Regions from separate parts of the Mus musculus genome. Here region 2 is linked to region 1. A link is a loop called in an ENCODE intact Hi-C map of the cell type or tissue named here. Cell type or tissue: heart. All regions are shown on one strand. Links, peaks and the distances in the headings refer to the core of each region. The heading gives the core; the rest is flanking DNA.

Evidence for each region. Hi-C counts contacts between places; a loop is a spot of excess contacts. Peaks named below come from ENCODE experiments on the same cell type or tissue, not always from the same donor. Only the 100,000 strongest peaks of a DNase experiment are listed, where the experiment ranks them.
Region 2: a loop joins it to region 1, with 2.2 times the contacts of the local background. A loop is called at or near these places in 10 of 42 quality-filtered maps.

Annotation. Positions count from the first base shown.
Region 1 is chr7:134,259,949-134,269,596 of GRCm38, forward strand. D7Ertd443e (DNA segment, Chr 7, ERATO Doi 443, expressed) reads right to left here. Exons shown (of 9, transcript NM_001199941.1): 8 at 6,790-6,889; 9 at 6,314-6,703. The coding sequence ends at 6,665. Among named protein-coding and RNA genes, the nearest start is that of Adam12, 40 kb to the left of the region's middle. In heart, for the core only: CTCF peaks have their summits at 1,274 (motif pointing left) and 3,687 (motif pointing right); DNase peaks (open chromatin) are centred at 1,693 and 3,693.
Region 2 is chr7:134,546,199-134,555,846 of GRCm38, forward strand. No RefSeq gene overlaps it. Among named protein-coding and RNA genes, the nearest start is that of Dock1, 120 kb to the right of the region's middle. In heart, for the core only: no CTCF peak of the experiment used is centred there; DNase peaks (open chromatin) are centred at 4,363 and 6,033.

The DNA.
Region 1 (9,648 bases), core at 491-8,490:
TGAAGCCAGATGATGACAATTGGTGTCTACTTCAATTGTTCTCCATCTTCGTTTTTGAGGCAGGGTCTCTCACCAAGCCTAGAGCTCATGGTTTTGGCTAAGTGAGCTGGTGAGAGAGGCCCAGAGAGCTTCCTGTCTCTCTGTCCCCAGCGTCGGGATTGTTGGAACTGCAGGTGTGTGCTGTTGGGCTCAGCTTTTGCTCGTGGGAAGCACTCAGGACCAACCACTGCATGTCAGCTCATCTACTGAGTGAGGAGTCATCTTCCTCCCTGTCTTTTAAGAATTTTAAAAGTTTTCCTTTGTTTGTCTTGAGATGCTCTGAAAAAGTCTGCTCTTTCCTTCCCAGGGTCTAAGGCACTTAGATCTGGGACAAACACTACTACTTGAAGTCACCTTTCTGACTGCACCAAGGCCCGACAAGTGCCATTCAGGATGTGTCCAGGAACCTTTTTTGAGAGGCAAAGGAACCAACTAGAATTTCAGTGTCGCCCTCCCTCCTTTTGTGCACATTCCAGATGAGCACCTCAGATTAAATCTTCCATTGAGACACCACCTGCAACTTAAAGAAAAGCTCTGAACTTTTGGAGAAGCTTGCAAAGTTGTCATTGCTATAGTCCATGTGACTTGTAGACCGAGGTCTGCCTTGGTGGAGGATCCTGGCCTTCGAAAATAAGCCACAGGATGTTAGTGGGGGACCTTGCAGAATCTCCAGTACCTGTTGCATAGCCTGCTCTTCCAGGATCAGCCAGCCTTGTCCCAACTGTACATAGCAAGATGGGGGAGGGGAAGAAGAGGGAGGGGGAAAGGGAAGGGGAAAGGGAGAGGGAGAAGGAGGGAGAAGGGAGAAGAAGGGAGAAGGGAGAAGAAAGGAGAAGGGAGAAGAAAGGAGAAAGGAGAGGGAGAAGAAGGGAGAAGAAGGGAGAAGGAAGAAGGGAGAAGGAAGAAGGGAGAAGAAGGGAGAAGGGAGAAGAAAGGAGAAGGGAGAAGAAAGGAGAAAGGAGAGGGAGAAGAAGGGAGAAGGGAGAAGAAGGGAGAAGGAAGAAGGGAGAAGAAGGGAGAAGAAGGGAGAAGAAGGGAGAAGGGAGAAGAAGGGAGAAGGGAGAGGGAGAAGGAGAGCGAGCTAGAGAAACTTCCAAAGTGATTCAGTCCCAGGAATGGGCTGCTTCTGCCAAGGATGGCGGGTTTCAAAGGTTTCTGCAGGGCTACACATTTGTGGGCAATTTTGATGAAAGTACAAATTCAAGGAGCCTTACCATGTGGAGCCATCTGCTGATGGACACACTGTAATCACTTAGCAGCTCACTTCCTTTGAGAGTGCACACAGTGCATTCCTGTCCACCCAAAGAAGTCTTTTTTTTTTTTTTCCTACCACATTCTTAGTTGCTTGACCCAGAACTCTCATGTACCAATGATTAGATCACACTCCCTGGGCAGACACATCCAGCCCCTCCTGCATACACTGTGCCTCATACCCAGACTGTGGGTCATCAGATACACTCAGAGGCCAGGTCTAGTGCATGACTTTTTTTTTGCCAGTGAATGGTGAAAAGTAGGGACTCTGAGAGACAGAGAATTATCCACACTCTCTCATGATTGGCTGCCTTACCGGTACTTCTTTCAGAGTCTTGCTCCACAGAGCAAGTATTTGCTGACTCACCCAGGGGAGCTGACAGCTTCCAGGAAGTTGGGTTGGCAACAGACGCTGTTTGAAGAGCCAAGACAATTGTTTTCCCATTATTCCATTACCAGCTGGCAGACAGGATGTATAACCCAAATAGGAATTGCTCCTTCCACATAAAGTCATGGGGACCACCGGGAGATGGCTCAGTTCTCTTACCACCTGGATGTCTCTAAGGATTTCAAATGTTGCCTGGTCCAAACTCAGGAATCTTTCTTTAGAAACTCCTCAGCCCCCTCATGCTGCATCTCTGAAAAGCCATCTCCATTCTGGACCTAAGACATCCTCAAATGCAAACAAATCATTCTCAGAGAATTTGTTTGGTGACGTTAAGATGGCAAAGTCTAGTTAGAATTTTCAAACCCCACGGAGTCTTTCTTGAGGTCTGAGTTTAAGAAAAATACTCAACAGTTGGTGGCCAGTTCCTGAGAGGAGGGAAGAAATGGCTGCGTTATTTCTGTAGGCCTTGATTTCTCTACTTATCATAACATTAGATATTTCTGTTATTACTATACAACATAAGAGAAACTCAGGCTGTGTTCGATCCATTTGTCAGCATTAAAATAATTTCTACAATAAGAAAATAAGCTCAACAGGAAACCAAATGTTCATTTTCTGCCTTGTCCCAGCCAGAACAGAGGGACCATTACCCCACACCAGACAACACGCCATATTCCTACGTGGTTCCCCTCTCTGGGACCTTAGTTAAGAACCGCCCTTGAAAACATTCTTTAGTGCCATTTAATGTGCGGCTGGCTCTTCCTTCTTTACATTTGAGGACTCAGCAGCAGGTTTGGAGTGAAGGTGAGTGTTTTATGAACTCTTAAAAGTTGGCTCCATCTAGCATTCTCTCTTTAAAATGTTAGCTGACAGAAACCCACCTCCTTAAGTATCACCGAACAGTCTGGAAACAGCTGGGCCCTGAATTTAGATGCATGGGAAAAGCTTCTGAAATACTCTGGAGATACTAAAGAAAAGTAAGGACAGATGTCTTGGGATCTTCATCCAAGAGAGTCTGTCCTTAACTATCGCAGAATTGACTTAAAGTGTGCATTTTTTTTCAAAAAGCTGTTGAACTGTACATAGGAATTCATTGGCGTACTGAGAAGAGGCCCTAACAGTATTTTAGAAAAGCAAACACAAACTTTGCTGAGCTGCTCTGAAAGGATTCCCAAGGTGATGGGAACATGGAGGGGATGTGAAAGTTTACCAGAAGCCAGGAGCTTGGGAAGCCGTTGCAGGTCGGTCACAAGTTCAAGGCCAGCCTCTGATACATAGAAAGTTCAGAACTAGCCTGGGTTACATGAAACTGTATCTCAAAAGCCCTAAAACCAGCCAACCAAATGTTTTCAAGAATATTTTGCATTTCTTTACTTATTCACTGCGCTTATGTGTGGGGGCAAGCACATGCTATGTGCACGTGAAAAGATCCAGGGGACAAGCTGTGGAGTCAGCTCTCCCCTTCTGCCCTGTGGGTCCTGGGGATCAAAGCCAGGCTGTCTGCCATGCCTTGGGAAAGTACCCCTCCACCTATAGAGTCACCTTCCCAGCCCCCAACCAAACTTTATGATAAAACTTCCTGCTTACAGGACTGACCAGACGCAATAAAGCTAAGCATACAATGGCCTTTTGAAGCATCTCACTGCTAAGCCCTCTCAACCAACTCATGGCCCATGAGCTTCTCCTCCCACCTCTGTGCATGCCAGGAAACACTCATGATGTGTTTGCTTTGGGCCAGGCATTCTTCCACACACTCCACTCCCATCCACTTTATTTCCATAGCAACCGCATGAAGAAGGCACTATACTTACCTTGCATCTGGCAGTTAGGGAAACTGAGGCAAGGATAAACAACCAACTGTGCCAGGTCTTTACTGAATTTTTTTCCTTTCACCCCACCCCCACCCTCCACCCTGTTTCCACCCTTTTTGTCTGCTCAGTTAAAACGGATCCTACCCTTTGTAGAGTCTCCCTTAGGTGGCTGAGCAATGCTAAACTTGGTCAGTAGGGGGCGCTGGAGAGATATGGCTCAGCAAGGTACTGTGCCAAGCCCTACAAAGCAGGCATTTCCTCTCACCCCACCTTCCCACCCCCCTTTGACTGCTGCTGAAGCAGAGGGGGCTCAAAATCCCCAGGCAGGTCAGGTTTCTGTCAAGCCTCAGGGCAAGCCTCAGAGGGTGGATTTTCAGTAAGTTCTATGGGTGGGGCAGTACAAAACATTCTCTGTCATCTGCTGAGCCATGCTCTAATTCTTCTAGTGCAGCTCCTTTATTTCTGTGGCTACTTGGGCTCTTCAGAGCTGCCTCCACTTCTTACTAGACAATTCTCTATATGGTGAATGATTCAGTACATTAAGCATCCTTGGATTACCATGTGGTTTCTCTCCTGGCTGGGTGCTGAATGGCACCTCCGTCCAAGGCCACAGACCGGGAACAGTAGTGGCACCCCAGAGCTTCTGTTCCTGAAGGTTCTGTCAGGTTGCTTCCTCTGAACATGGCAGGCATAATGAAGCACAAGTGTAGATTCTAGTTGTCGGAGACAGCCTGCCAATAATAGCATGGGAAAGCACACCAAATTGTGTTGGGTCTCTATAGCCTATGGTTTTTGTTGTTTGGTTGTTTGGTTTTTTTTTTGTTGTTGTTGTTTTTTTGTTTTCCCCAAGACAGGGTTTCTCTGTGTAGCCCTGGCTATCATGGAACTCACTCTGTAGACCAGGCTGACCTTGAACTCAGAGATCTGTCTACCTCTGCCTTCTAGTGCTGGGATTAAAGGCACGTAACATTACTGCCTATTTTATTTGTTTGTTTTTAATGCCATTCTGCAATCCATTGCTGGAGAGGCTGCGATAGGTAGACCTTTGGGCCTCAGTGGCAAGTAAGCCACTATTTGTCAAGTTCCAGGTCAAGTGAGACATCCTGTCTTAAATATATACATACTTAAAACGGATAGTGTCTGAACTCTGATACCTAAGATTGTAGGATTATCCTCTGGCCTCCTCAAGTAAGCACACACATACCCACACACATGCATCTGAACATGTGAGCACACATATTTGTGAATACACACAGAGACATAGTGACATATCTACAAATAAATAAAGCAATTAAGAAATAAAGTAAAAGAGGAAGTGATGGCGTTGTCTCTGCTGAAGAGCATAGCAGAGAGGACAGTGCCAGGAGAGAGACAGAGACCTCGGGGAAATATTTTAAGTTTGACAATTACAAAAAAGATGTGCTCCCAGGATCCTTAATGAAGGAGCTAGAGAAAGAACCCAAAGAGCTGAAGGGGTTTGAAGCCCCATAGGAGGAACAACAATATGAACTAACCAGTACCCCCAGAAGGTCCCAGGGACTAAAACACCAATCAAAGAATACACATGGTGAGACTCATGGCTCCAGCTATATATGTAGCAGAGGATGGCCTAGTCGGTCATCAATGGGAGGAGAGGCCCTTGGTTCTGTGAAGGTTCTATGCTCCAGTGTAGGGGAAGGACAAGGCCAGGAAGCAGGAGTGGGTGGGTTAGTGAGCAGGGGAAGGTGGGAGGGGATAGGGGATTTTCAGAGGGGAAACCAGGAAATGGAATAACATTTGAAATGTAAATAAAGAAAATATCTAATAAAAACAAACAAACAAACAAAAAACCCAAACTCAACCATGTTAGCAAATAATCTGTTTTATCACCCCAAATCTGTATGTATCCTTACATATTTAAGCTTTGGAACAAAATAAAGACATCATCTTAATATTAATCCCCAATTGTAACATATTATAAAATACTTTCCAACTTTTTTCCAACTTCAGTAATTTACTTTAAATAAATGGTTGGACTGGCTAATTTAAAAAAAAAAAAAAGAGAGAGAAGATGTGCTCCAGAAAGAGAGGACATGTGTGGCAGTCAGATGGATGACAGGACAGGGGTGTCACCAGGGCTCCTGCACCACTCTCTACGCCTTCACTGGAGACTCCTACACACTGCCTGGGCAGTCATCTTGGCTTCTTTGCACCAGCTCCAGAGAGGCAGCATTCCCCACTGGTCATCTGGAAGCACAAGGACTTTCATGGTGGCCAAAGATAGAGGTGAAGGAGACATGGTGTCGTCATGGGGTTGTAGGGGGTATTGTCATTACTGATCAGAATACAGGACAGAGAAATGCTTGCATTTCAAATAACTGTTTTTATTTCCACGTTGGTTGCAAAAACTAATCTGTTCTTAACTCCACAAATACATATTTAGGGGGAGTGCTTGAAAGAATAAATTAAGAGTAGGTACCAATAGGCCATTTGGTCAAGATAACTTCTGTGCGTGGGTGGTGAAGATGCTGTCAGCTTTACTCAGTCATTCTCCTGGCTCCCACTGAAACAGGTGCTCTGGCTAACAAAGGCAGGCCCTGTGGGTGGGGCAGCAGAGAGGCAGAGGTCTCTTCTGCTTCTTCTGTGTTCTGCCTCTCCATCCGTCCCTCTCAAAATCAGCCTCTGACACTCCAGGATGTGTACAGAACACGAACTTTGACTTAAAGTTCAGAACTGGCAGCCATGGGATTTGAAGTTAAAATGTGGTAGACTTTTGCAAAAATTTTGGAAAAAAAAAAAAAATGTCCCTCCCCCCCCCCCCAAAAAAAAAAAAAAAAAACAAGCATCCAAGCACACGTGAGTATATGAAGCTTTCCTGCTTGGGTGGAATTGGTACAATGGAAACTTCAGAAGCAATGGGTAAAATTCACAAGCCAAGGAAGTTGGAAGGGACTAAATCTGGTAGGTCCCGAGGTGTTGAAGTCCCAGCAATGGACTGCTGATCCATTGCCTGCCGGACTGTTGCTTCTGTTTGGGACATTCAGAAAGTGACATTTCCTTTGTGGGAAAAAGAAAAATCAGGAGTAAAGTAAAGGTGTCTTGCACGTGTGGAGATAGTGTTAAATGTAATGGTTCATCCATCCAGCGTCGTCGTCAGAAGTGTTCCCAGATCCAGGGCTAGCAGAGCCACCTGGGATCAAACTGCATTCCTTTGAAGGAGCTGGTCCAGTAATTGCTGGAGGAGCAAGGGAAACAAAGATGTCAAGTTCTCCAACCGCCTGTGGACCGCCCACCTAGAACCTGCGCCAGGCAGCTAGCTACCTTTTTGAAGACTTCTGCTCGGAGCCGGTTACTCTGTAAGATCATTCTTTTCTTCTGCTCTTCTTTTTTCTTTTTAACTTCCGGCAAATTATTATAGATTCTGAAAGAGACAGAGGACATGGTGAGCCAGAGGTGCCAAGTGTTGGTGTGAGGGGGCAGCCCGGCTTAGTCAGCAGGAAGGAGCCCACGAGTAGCCCTCAGAGGGCAGGGAACCCTGTGGAAGAGGAGGAGGAGCCATAAGAGATGCAGGGCACCAGGAAAGCAAGGCCCTCTAAGTCAACTGAGCAAAGCCCATATAAACTCACAGAGACTGAGGCAGCAGGTACCGGGCCTGCGTGGATCTGCACGTCCTCTACGTGTATATAATAGCTTTTAGTTTAGTATTCCCATGAGAGTGCTGAGTGTGTAAGTGAGTAGATTTCTAATTCTACTGCCTTCTCTTGGGCTCTTTTCCTTCTGTTGGTTTGTCTTGTCCAACTAGCTTTTTTTTTTTAACTTTTATTTTGTTAAAAAAAAAAGAATAAAGGAAAAAACTTAAAATGAAACAAGTACATTTGTAAACCTAATGAAATTCATAGTGGCCCTGAAAAAGAAAAGAACTTCTTGGAGGTCCCAGGATATACAGTCACCCTGAGAACAGCATCTCAATGATGCTTCCCGGGCCGTGCAGCAGGCAAGCTGGGAGGCCTGGCATCTGCGTGGAAATCACCTCTCAGCCTGCCTTACCCAACTGGTTTTGCTGTTCTGAATGTCAAAATTCTCTACAGAATCCCAATTTTGCCGTCCAATTTTCGACTTCCTGTGACTTGATGAATGGCAGCAGCAAGAATCATAGATTGGAGAAAAAAAAAAAAGCTTGCTTCTCTTAGCGCATGGCACGTCTGATTAAGCTGATTCTAAGTACACTCCAGACTCAAGTATTTTGTCCTTGTCCCCACGTAAAATTACGATCTTCTGAGTTATCAGTGTGGCCTAAGGGACCCTTGTCTGGAAGGTTGTTTCTGCCTCCTCAACACAAACTGTTCAGGTGCTGATGTCGATTGGTTTTCCTCCAATACAATGGATTCACTACATCCTGAGCCTATAGGTTCCTGAGCTACACAAGGCTCTCAGTTCAAACATCTCTTCCTCACTTTCTCTCATGTATGAAGTCAGATGATTTGAGATTTCCTGCCCTTATAAGCATGAACATAAAGTATGAAAGAACAATGACAATATCAGTGGTTGACATCTTGGTTACTGAGCATCAGGGTAGTCACACTCAATGAGCATGATAGCTGGAAGTAGTAGCTAGGGGGACATACAACAGAGAACATGAGTTCCAGCAGGATGAAGAAAGTTGGGTAAAGCCCCTTGGATGACTAACAGTGGGCCAGCATTGGAACCTCAAGAGGAACGCTTCCTACTTAACTGTGAAGCACTGTGTTCCAACTACACAGCACACAGCTAATCATGGAATCCTGAGTGACCTGTACTCTAACAGAGCCTAGCACACTGTGGGTCTTAGTGAGGGTTATGTAAACGTGTGAATAAAGAAACACGCCTTTGCTTCACGTGAGAGTGACTGGGACAAGGAACGAGAGAAAGCCACAAGGGAACTGGTCTCAAAGCCCTCGCATGGGCAGTTCCTGAGATCCACAGGCAATCCTTCCTGGAGATGACCACCTGACTCAACTGGGAAGTTGAAACAAAAGCTTCCATGTCCCACCTCTGGCCCTGCACTGTTTCCTCAGATGAGATCTCCTGATATATAATAGTTTAACCCCACAAAGACACTGCACAGGCAGTCAAAAACAAGGACAGACATCTGCATCTTGGGAACGCTTACAGATGATGCCAGAAAATGGCAAGATACAGAAGAAAAGACATGCAAAGCACAACATTGTGCATGGTTGAAGATCAGGTGCCTGTGTAATGTACCAACAGGAGGCTTTTAAGGGGAAGAGAAAGGAGACAACTATGAGCAGATAGGTCTGGGGCCAAGCGAAGAAGCGCTGGCTACTTGGTCTTGAGGGAACTTCAGCTTAACCCCTATTGCTTGATCTGAATAAAAATATAACCAACATAATCCATGACAAGGGACACAAAGAAAAAGCAGTTTTGCGTGACTGTGGAAAGCTGGGGTCAGTGCCTAGCCATGTATGTTCCACAGAGCAAAGAGATCCAATTGCTTGGTCCTCCTGAGGAGGCCAGTTAAGGGCAGCCACAGGCTGTGAATCTAGCTTCACCTAGCTTACTGGTCATCTTCAAACATCAGCGTTTCCTTTAGAGACTTGCCTGGACAGAACTCTGTCTTCTTATCACTTCTTTGAAGTCCATAAAAAATTAAATAAATTGCTTCATCTTGTAATAGCAGTTTTAGGTTTGGGGATCAATAAGGGAAGGTTTTGTTGTTGCTGCTGGTTGTGGGGTTCCCACTAAATTGAAGAGAACACTTTTTGTTGCAAGCCGTATACAACTTTTCACTTATCAAACAGCAAGTCTTCAAATGCAGGGACTGACCGCTTATAAGCCCTGTTAGAATGCTGGGAGTCATGTCATTAATGGTGTGCCCCCATTTCTTATTTTCTTACATTCAAAGAGGTCCCCTGTAGGTAACCAAAGTTACTTAATTATCCTGGAAACAACATAATCACAGTAAAAGCAGAGATTTAGGGTCTGGAGTGGGGGCAAAATTATTCTTCCTATTTCGTTGGTGTCTCTGAGTGCACTATCAATTTGATTTAATTACTATAATCTCTCCCAGGGCTAGGTACTTTATTACCACTTAATGACATTTTATGTGTGTGAACATGGTCAACCCTGCTGAGTTTTTGTGTCCTGGTTAAGGAGCCAGGTCCCGAGGAAGAATGGTAGCCT
Region 2 (9,648 bases), core at 566-8,565, 290 kb after region 1:
TTTTGCAACTTCAATTAAACACATCTTGTAGAAAAACAAAAACACTGTATCTCTTTCTAAAGCAAAGTGAGGATCTGGAGAGGTGGCTCCGGGTTTAAGAGAGCTTCTGCTCTGACAGAGAACCCAGGTTCGCGGTGCCCACCCTGGGTGGCTCACAACCACCTCTAACCGTATCTCTGTGGAATCTGATGCCCTCTTCTGGCCGCTACAGGTACTGGATTCATGGACACAAGCATAAACACATATATAATTAAAAAATAAAATATCCTTTAAGGCAACAAGAGAACAAAACATCCTGGAAGGTCCAAGCTTAATCAATGTTTACTGATCAGCTTTACTAACCAGCTGCTATTGTTATTGAGCGTGGTGGCTCACACCTTTAATTCCTATGCGTTCAAGGCCAGCCTGGTCTACAGAGTGCCTTCGAGGACAGCCAGGGCTACACAGAGAAACATCATCTCAAAAAGCAAAGCAAAACAAACAAATCTAATCAACTATTAGCCCAGCTCTGGCCTTGGTTGTGACAGAGCATCTGCTGATCTTCTGTCTCCCCCCACCCCCGCCCCGCCCCATCCTCGGAGGAAAGGATTAAGTCCTATCTAGAAGGGAGGAAAAATCTGAAAATCACTAGCCACAAAAAAGAAAAAAGCCATGTGACCCAAAGCCAAGAAAGAGTGAGGGGGTGACCACAGAGCCAATGGGCCATGGATCCAGATGTTAACATTAGCAGACAAACTTTATAAAACAACTATTTTCAATGCATTTCTAATGATAGAAAAAGATGGATATTAGATAAGATAATAAAGATGATTTTTAACATAGCTCATAAACTACAAAAATATTAGCTAAATGGATGTTCTCCAATAGAAAAGATAATGTTTGAATTAGGAGCTCATTAGCTGGAGTTGCCAGCAAGTTTAACAGGCAGAATAAAGGCCTCTCATCTTCACTGATTGTAATAGTGAAGCATTCTATTTACAATAGAAAGCATCCAAACTGAGGCATGGCAAAGAGAAACAGTGGGAGAGAACATGTTTCAAAGTTGGAGAATATACAATAGGGACTGGGAATTATTGACAACATAAAAGCATCAGGTCTAGGTTCCTGGATTTGACTTCCAAAAGGGAAAAAGAGATTAAACATGCAGGACATAGTCAAAGTGTCTAATACCTATAAAAATCCATTGTCTAGAAGGAGGAAAGAAAGAGAAGATTAAGACAAGATGGCCAGAGTGTGTCCATGACTGATGGAAGACACATATGGAGAGAAAAAGCAAGCACAACACTAATGAAAACCAGAGAGACAGACAGAGAGGAAGCCTTACAACCAATTAAAGGCATGCTCGAATTTACAATCGAAACATCCCCAACAGGGTGGACCTCAGTCCTCACCCTATGGAAAACTGAATTTCCTCCACTCAGGCAGAGCTTCCTTCCTTTGTCACTCAGTAGTAGGAAAATGGGTGTACTGGCTGGTTTTGTGTGTCAACTTGACACAGGCTGGAGTTATCACAGAGAAAGGAGTTTCAGTTGAGGAAATGCCTCCATGAGATCCAGCTCTAGGGCATTTTCTCAATTAGTGATCCAAGTGGGAGGGCCCCTTGTGGGTGATACCATCTCTGGGCTGGTAGTCTTGGGTTCAATAAGAGAGCAAGCTGAGCAAGCCAGGGGAAGCAAGCCAGTAAAGAACATCCCTCCATGGCTCTGCATCAGCTCCTGCTTCCTGTCCTGCTTGAGTTCTAGTCCTGACTTCCTTTGGTGATGAACAGCAACGTGGAAATGTAAGCTAAATAAACCCTTTCCTCCCCAACTTGCTTCTTGGTCATGATGTTTGTATAGGAATAGAAACCCTGACTAAGACAATGGTTCATGAGGGAGGATGTTGAACAGTTGTCACCCTGTTCTCTGCAGTACCTGTCATCACCACAGTTCTTCTGTGTTGTTGGGCTTCTGATTGTCATGGTCCAAAGTCCAGGCTTCCCTGCATACCCTCAGGGATTACAGTGACCTCTGCCCTTCTCTGAGGGGGTACTGTGCAGTGAGCAGTGCCCTAGCAAGGTGGCTAGTTCAGAGATGAGACAAAACCCACCTTGAGTCTTTGCTGTTGGGAAGCCTGGACATCCTGTTGTCACTGAAAATTCCCCTAGGTGAGTCTGAGGAACAATACAGACATGAATATGGCTGTGTTTTTAAGGTACTGGGGGTCTCAGTCGAACTCTCACCAAGAAAATATTGTCCACCGTGATGTGAAGAAGAGATCCCCAACTTGGTCACTGGCAACAGAGGTTTTGGTGAAAGTGAAAAACAAAAACCTTTCTATGGATTCCAATAGATTCATTTAAAGTAGAAAGATTATGAAAGGAAGCATAAAAATAAGAAATGCAAACTTATCAGCAAGGATATCTAAACCAGACATCTGCAGCACAGGAGATCAGAGCAAATGAGGTTGATGGTGCTACAAATTCCCTCCTGACACATAAGAACTCCAGTAGAAGCTTTACAAATGATCTGGGCATGGTGGAGCCGGTCTGAATCCAGAGCTCAGGGGACCAAGTCTGGAGAATCATGACTTTGAGGCCAGTGTGGGCTATATAGCATGATAATATATATATATGAAATCTGAGATTATAATTCAGTTAGTAGAATATTGACTTAGGATGAACAACTCTGTGCGCCATCTCCAGTGTCACATAGACAGGCGAGTAGACCAGGTGTCCCAGCCCTCCAGACGTAAAAGCAGGAAAATTGGAAGTTCAAGATCATTCTTGCCTACAAAGTGAGTTTGAGGCCACCCTGTGATACATTGAACACTGTCAGGAGGAGGAGGAGGAGGAGGAGGAGGAGAAATAGAAGTAGTAGTAGTAGTTGTTGCTGTTGTTTTAGCTGTTCCATAAACCTTAAAAACAGATTCCAAACCTGTGAGTACCAGACCTAAAAACCTCTTCAGAAGATTGTGGCTTATCCTGCAAGGCCAGTACCAAACACATGCAGGGCTGTTAGGTGCTGGGCACTTCCAGACCAACCACTGACATGACCATTTGGCAAGTGATCTTTGTTTTCATCATTGCCAAGACAGTTCTGCAGTCTGACGGAGTCCAACTATTTTTCCAGGGAACTGTGCAAAAGTAGCCTGTGTTCTAGACAGGCTGAGAAGCTGAGAGAATGTGGTACGCTGAGTTCATAAAGCTTTCAGATGTCCTGTACCCCATGAGGCAGCTCACATCTGGGACACATCTGTACTCATTTCTTAAGCAGAGTCAAAGACCATTCCCCAGTGGTTAGTGCAGCTAGAGCCTTCCCAGGAGCTCAAGAAAGGGAGAGGGGAAACTAGGTTCTTGGCACCATATCAAACTCTCCATGATGTCTTTTATACACTTTGACAAGCCTTCTGGACAATTAACAATGACATCACCTGGCCACTTTTAATCCACAAGCTTGGGGCATGGAGTGTGTGTGTGTGTGTGTGTGTGTGTGTGTGTGTGTGTGTGTGTGTGCACACGCGCGTGCAGAAATATGTCCTGCACATGTGGTAGGTGATGAAGCCAGTGTGGAATGTTTCTCCCTGACAGTGCTCGAGTAGAAATTCAGGATGCCTTCAGTGCTGTCTGGGGTCCTGCTTCGAGTGATTTCATCTGTTTCTTAAAATGCTCTGGAGATGCCCAAACCCAGGTATGGACTTCATTCAAGGTCACTTTTATAACATAAAGGGGAAAGCGGAGAAAACACAGCTGCTCTGAGCCTTTTGTATCTGATGCTGCAGCTTTCAATCCAGCCAAGAAACAAGAATGCTCACCATACAGCTATGCTAACCAATAAACTCATTTCTCTTCCAAGAAGCTGTTGCCACTCTATCTTCTTGCTGAGCTGCTGACCAGAACCTATCTTTGCACATAGAAATATGTGTTTGTGTGTTATTACATAAATACTATAAATACTGTATCTATTAGGTTGTAGCTTGACATGTTTGCCTTCCTTGTACTTCCTGGAAGAACTCCCCATACCAGTGTATATGAAGCAGATACTAAGAACTACAATTGAGTAGTCAAAGTCACACATATTTTACTCTTAAAAGGCCATGTCAAGTTGATCTCCTGAAATCCACAGGGGCTGACAGGACAGGCTGAAAAATTAGCTCAGAAGCATGGGTAAGCTGATTAACCTTTGTATGCCTCAGTTTCCTGACTTGTAATTGGACAACTGGTCAACCAACCCCTGCCTATGTCCCAGCAGCTGGGATGAGAACAAGATCAGACCTAGTGCGTGGCCACACTGGCGAAGCACAGAACCGAGTGCCAGTGTTAAGGATTAGTCACCATAGGGGGGTTTGGAAAAGGCAGCTGGTTCCAGCGCAGCTGCACTGGGCAGACCCAGGCTGTGGCCCGCCTGCTCCTGTTGCTGTTTAGAAGCCACACTGCTGCTTCCTCTTCGGCATTGTTTAACAGCTCCAGCCCTCCTCGGCTGCAGAATGAGCTGGCCCAGGCTTAGCCAGGCATACAAATGACTGTGTTTCCTTAATGGATTCTGAGCATGTGCACTGGCATTAATTTAAAGCCATTCATTGCACTTCTTATCAGGGTAAAGGACATTGGTGCATTTTACTGTTATCTTGAAGTTAATTTGAGGCTTTAAATATTTAAGTGTTTGATAACTTGTCGTCTGGGAGGGTGAAATACCATGAGAGGCTCAGACTGTATGTATTTATCTCTGGGTTAGATACGAGATTCCTCCCACTTCTCCCAAATAACACTGACTTGCAAAGAAGTCCTTTTAAAATTCATTTTCAGGCTATTGATTCTTTCAGAATGAAGATGCTCTATCAAGAGGCAAAGAAATTACTTCTGAATAGCTTCCTGTTCTATGGACTGTGTGGGTTGGAGCAGTGATGTATGCAAGTGTGCAAAGATACAGGTGGCGAGATGAGCTACGAGCATTCTAGAAGCAGCTCTCTAGTGGCCGTGTCCCATCCTTTTTGAGAGCCTTCATCCGGACTCAGTCTGCCATGCCAGATAAGCATGGCAGGGAGTTGGCCCTCCTGTTAGAAGACACATGCTTTGTGGTGTTTTGAAAGCGAGTTACAGCTTTCATGAAGCACCTCTTTTTCCCTAGTCAAATGTCCTTAGTACAACTCAACTTTCCTTCCTTCCTGAATGAATGAATGAGTGAATGAATAAATGAATGACTCAGAAGAGTTGTCAGTGACAGCTGCATTGTTTGGAACAGGATACATGTTCAGATGGATGCAGATTGATGGACTAAGTTTCAAGGTGAACTGTGTGCAAAGGAGAGTGTGCATAGCCCAAGCCAAGCAGAGTCACCAGTTGCTAAGGAATCCCTATGCATGCCAGCCTCAGGAGAGGAACTGTCCACCCATGCTTCATGCCAGCTCTCCCCCTCTCACCCAGTACTTGACCTGGGGCCGGCATCTCCTTCACTTAAAACAACATAGGAATTTTTGAAAGCATCTCCTTCAGACCTCAGTTTATAGTTAATTACAGAATACATGAGAGCATTAAACCCAGTTCCAGGCGGAGAGGTGAAAGCTGCACTATTGAAAAGAATCCATGATGTCCGTCTTGTGTAGAAGACCTCATGGGGACTAAAATAAAGAATAAAGCCAAACCTACAGCTTGGGCCCAAGGATGTTCAGAATGGGACTAGAGCCATGGAGTGCTCAAAGAAGTTCCAAACTATACAAAGAGGATGTGGCATTAGAAGACCTTGCACCTACGCATGTGCAGTAGAGAAATAAGGATGGAGACCAGAGAACACACAGCTGAGGGGCTACTTCAGAACTGAAATAACCCCAGGCAAAGGACCGTGGGGTGTGGGCTGGGGTCTGTGGTAGGGAATCCATGATTCTAAAACATGACTGGACCGGGTCGAAAACACGTCCCATGCACAACCCACAGAATGACAGATGGTGACTCTGTGAATGACAGCTAAGACATTCGACATTGTGTAGCTGAAAGTGAGCCAGCTGGATGCCTTTAAAGTGAAGCAGGGCAATGATGTAATCCCAGCTGTGCGCCAGGAAGAATAACATGGTGACAGCATGGAGCATGGCTGAGAAGAGTCTAGAAATGTAAGACCAGGTAGACTCTCATGAGCTGAGTCAATGATGGCGGGAAGTTTCTGTCTCTAGCAGCCTTTAAATGTGCTGTGTTTTCCACTCTGGAAGGAGGAGAGATGGAATGGAGCCAGGAGAGAGCAAGGTCCATTGGGCTCAAAGGAAATTAACTGAAAGAGGAACTCAGAAAAAAAAGCCCATGAAAAATGTGAAAATACGCCTTTCTCCTGGGAAACCTAACATCAGGGTCTGGTTTCTGCAAAACACCATCATCTGTCACAATACCGTTGTGATTCGAACTTTATTGCTATTGTAATTCTGTTTATATTTAGTTAATCACTCAATTTGGCTTCAGAGTTCTGTGGAGTGCTAGCAGAATAAGAATCTGCACCTTGTCTGTACATATATGTAATGTGCAGCACAGCCTAATGACACCCACCTCTAAAGCTCTGATGGAGGCATCTGCCAAGAATTCTTATTCTCCTGCTCCACCCACCTGTCTGATGGACACCTAGGACAAGGCACTCCCAAACCTGAATGGGTGTCCTCCCTTGAATCTGTTCCTCCTGTATAGTCCTGCGGCACCATCATTTCTGTTGCTGAGCCAAAAACTATGAAATCACCTATCTCTCCTCTTTCTTTCTCACCCTACGTCCCGTCAGTCAGATGAGTCTCTTAGGTCTCCTGACTCATCTTCATGCACAACCCACACACAATTCAGCTTCTCAATCTCTCACACTTAGGGTCAAGCTACACAGACCTCTCTCCTGGGTTATTATAGCAGCCTTCCCCTGCCCTCTTTCCTTCCCTTTGGATATGGTTTGAGTTTGACCCCTCAAGGGCTCAGCGCTATGAGCCTGATCCTCATCTGATCGTGTTGAGAGGTGGTGTACTTTTAAGAGGTGGCATTTAGGTCATTAGGAATGTCCCCCTCAGGAGAGATTCCATGCAGTTCTCATGGACCTCACTGATCTGATCACACACATTGTCTCAGTTTGGCTTCCTGTCTGCCACATGATCACACACCCCTGCTATAAGCCATCCAACGTGGAGCTGATGCAACCTTTGGCATCTTGTTACAGTAAGGAAAAAATGGACTGATCTGCTACAGTCTCTTCTTAACACTTGAAAACATGAGTAAGATCAAGTTCCTTTCTACCTCAAACATTTTAACCTCACACAGGAAAACCCAGATTCCTACAATGGCTTGTAGGACCTACGTGTTCTGGCTCTGGGCTGCTTTTGTTTTAAATTTGAACTATTATCCTTTTTAATGCATTATATGAAATTCACTGTCATGATCCATCTTAAGTACACAGTTCAGTAGCATCAAGGATCTTCATGCTGCTGATGAACAGACCTCAAGAGTGGATCTTCATCTCTCACATTGAAACGTGGGCTGGGGAAATGGCTTAACAGGTATTTGCTGCCAAACCTGACATGACTTAAAGTTCAATCCCTGGTACATACATGAAGAGCACAACCCCCACAAGGTATCCTCTGTCTCTCTGTCTCTCTGTCTCTCTGTCTCTCTGTCTCTCTGTCTCTCTGTCTCTCTCTCTCTCTCACACACACACACACACACACACACACACACACACACACAGAGTAACCTGTACACACACAACAAGTAAACAAATAAAGCATAATAAAAGGAAATCTTAAACTCTATACTCATGAAACTTCTCTCCCTTCTGCCACCTCCTCAGTATCAAGCAAGCGTCCCACTTATCTCTCTAGGAATCTCCCGGTCTACCCAAGTAGAACCACACAGCAGTTGGTTTCTTGAAGCTGCCTTATTTCACTTAGCCCCAGGCTGCCTTTTAAAATTCAGCTGCTACTCTCTTCCTTGTTCAGCCTACTCCATCCATGTGGTCTGCCTGCCTGGCCCTGAACCACATCGAGCTCACCCCTCTGGGTCCATTCGGTACACCCCAAATCAATCCGCCCTGCAGAAAGGACAAGCATCTCTCCCATGCTGTGCATTTGTTGATGGGGGTGAGCTAGAAATGAGCCATGGTGGACATGTTTACATCATGAGAATCAGAAAGTTCCGAGGGGGAAAAAATTAGATAGCTGGTTGCAAAAACACTATAGAGAGCTGGTTGTTGTCATCTGCCACCACACCACTACTCTGCCTGGAATCAGTGGTCCTGAGTTTTTCTCCTATCTCTTTGATTTCTGCAACACAGCCTCACTGGTAATATCCTTTAGGCTCATACTGTATATAGTAGCAATCAATCCGTACGTACCCCTTCCTCTTCCCATCACTGCCGTCTATCTGACAAACCATGTACTTAACATCTATCTGTTTACAATTTGTGTTTTCCTTCCAGAATTTCAGCTCCATAAAAACAAGAACTTTGTGTAATGTGCTTCTTCTCTGGCACCAGGAACAGTACCTGTCCTCTTTAGGGTGCTCTCTCTCTCTCTCTCTCTCTCTCTCTCTCTATATATATATATATATATATATATATATATATATATATATATTTGTTGAGTGCATTCATAAATACATACAATAGGTCATTCTATGCCCATATTGATTTTCCAGCAATTATTTAATACAGTGAAATCTATCAAATAAAAGAGCTAAGTAGATAGATCCGTGTTTGCAGCTACATTAAAAAAAAAAAAAGCTAAGCCTTAAAGAGTAAATTGTACTGGCTAGTTTTGTGTCAACTTGACACAGCTGAAGTTATCACAGAGAAAGGAGCTTCAGTTGAGGAAATGCCTCCATGAGATGCAACTGTAAGGGATTTTCTCAATTAGTGATCAAGGGGGAAAGACCCCTTGTGGATAGGACCATCTCTGGGATGGTAGTCTTGGGTTCTCTAAGAGAGCAGGCTGAGCAAGCCAGGGGAAGCAAGCCAGTAAGGAACATCCCTCCATGGCCTCTGCATCAGCTCCTGCTTCCTGACCTGTTTGAGTTCCAGTCCTGACTTCCTTGGTGATGAACAGCAGTATGGAAGTGTAAGCCGAATAAACCCTTTCCTCCCCAACTTGCTTCTTGGTCATGATGTTTGTGCAGGAATAGAAACCCCGACTAAGACAATTGTTAAACATCATAAAATAATGTATAAAACATATGTAAGTGTATAGGTATATATTAACAAAAATGTTGCCCAGAGTATAAAATGAGGCATTAATCACTTTCCTGTTGCTGGGATGAAACATCATGACTCAAAGAACATTCACTTTGGCTTATGGTTCTAGAGACCATGATGGCAGAGGAGTCACAGCAGTAGGTGGCCAGGGCTGGCAGTTGGCTGAGAATATTCTGCACACTAGGACACAGAGAGAGTGACCTGGAAGTGGGACAGTACCATGTACTCTCAAGGCCCAATCTCTTCAATGTACTTCCTGCAGCAAGGCTCTATGTTTCATCACATCCCAAACAGAGTCACTGACCGGGGTCCACATATTCAAACACATGAGCCTACAGAAACATTTCTCATTCAGACAGTTCAGACTGCATATATATATATGTGTGTGTGTGTGTGTGTGTGTGTGTGTGTGTGCATGTATGTGTATGTATATATATATACATACACACACACAATTTAATTTCATATTTTCTCA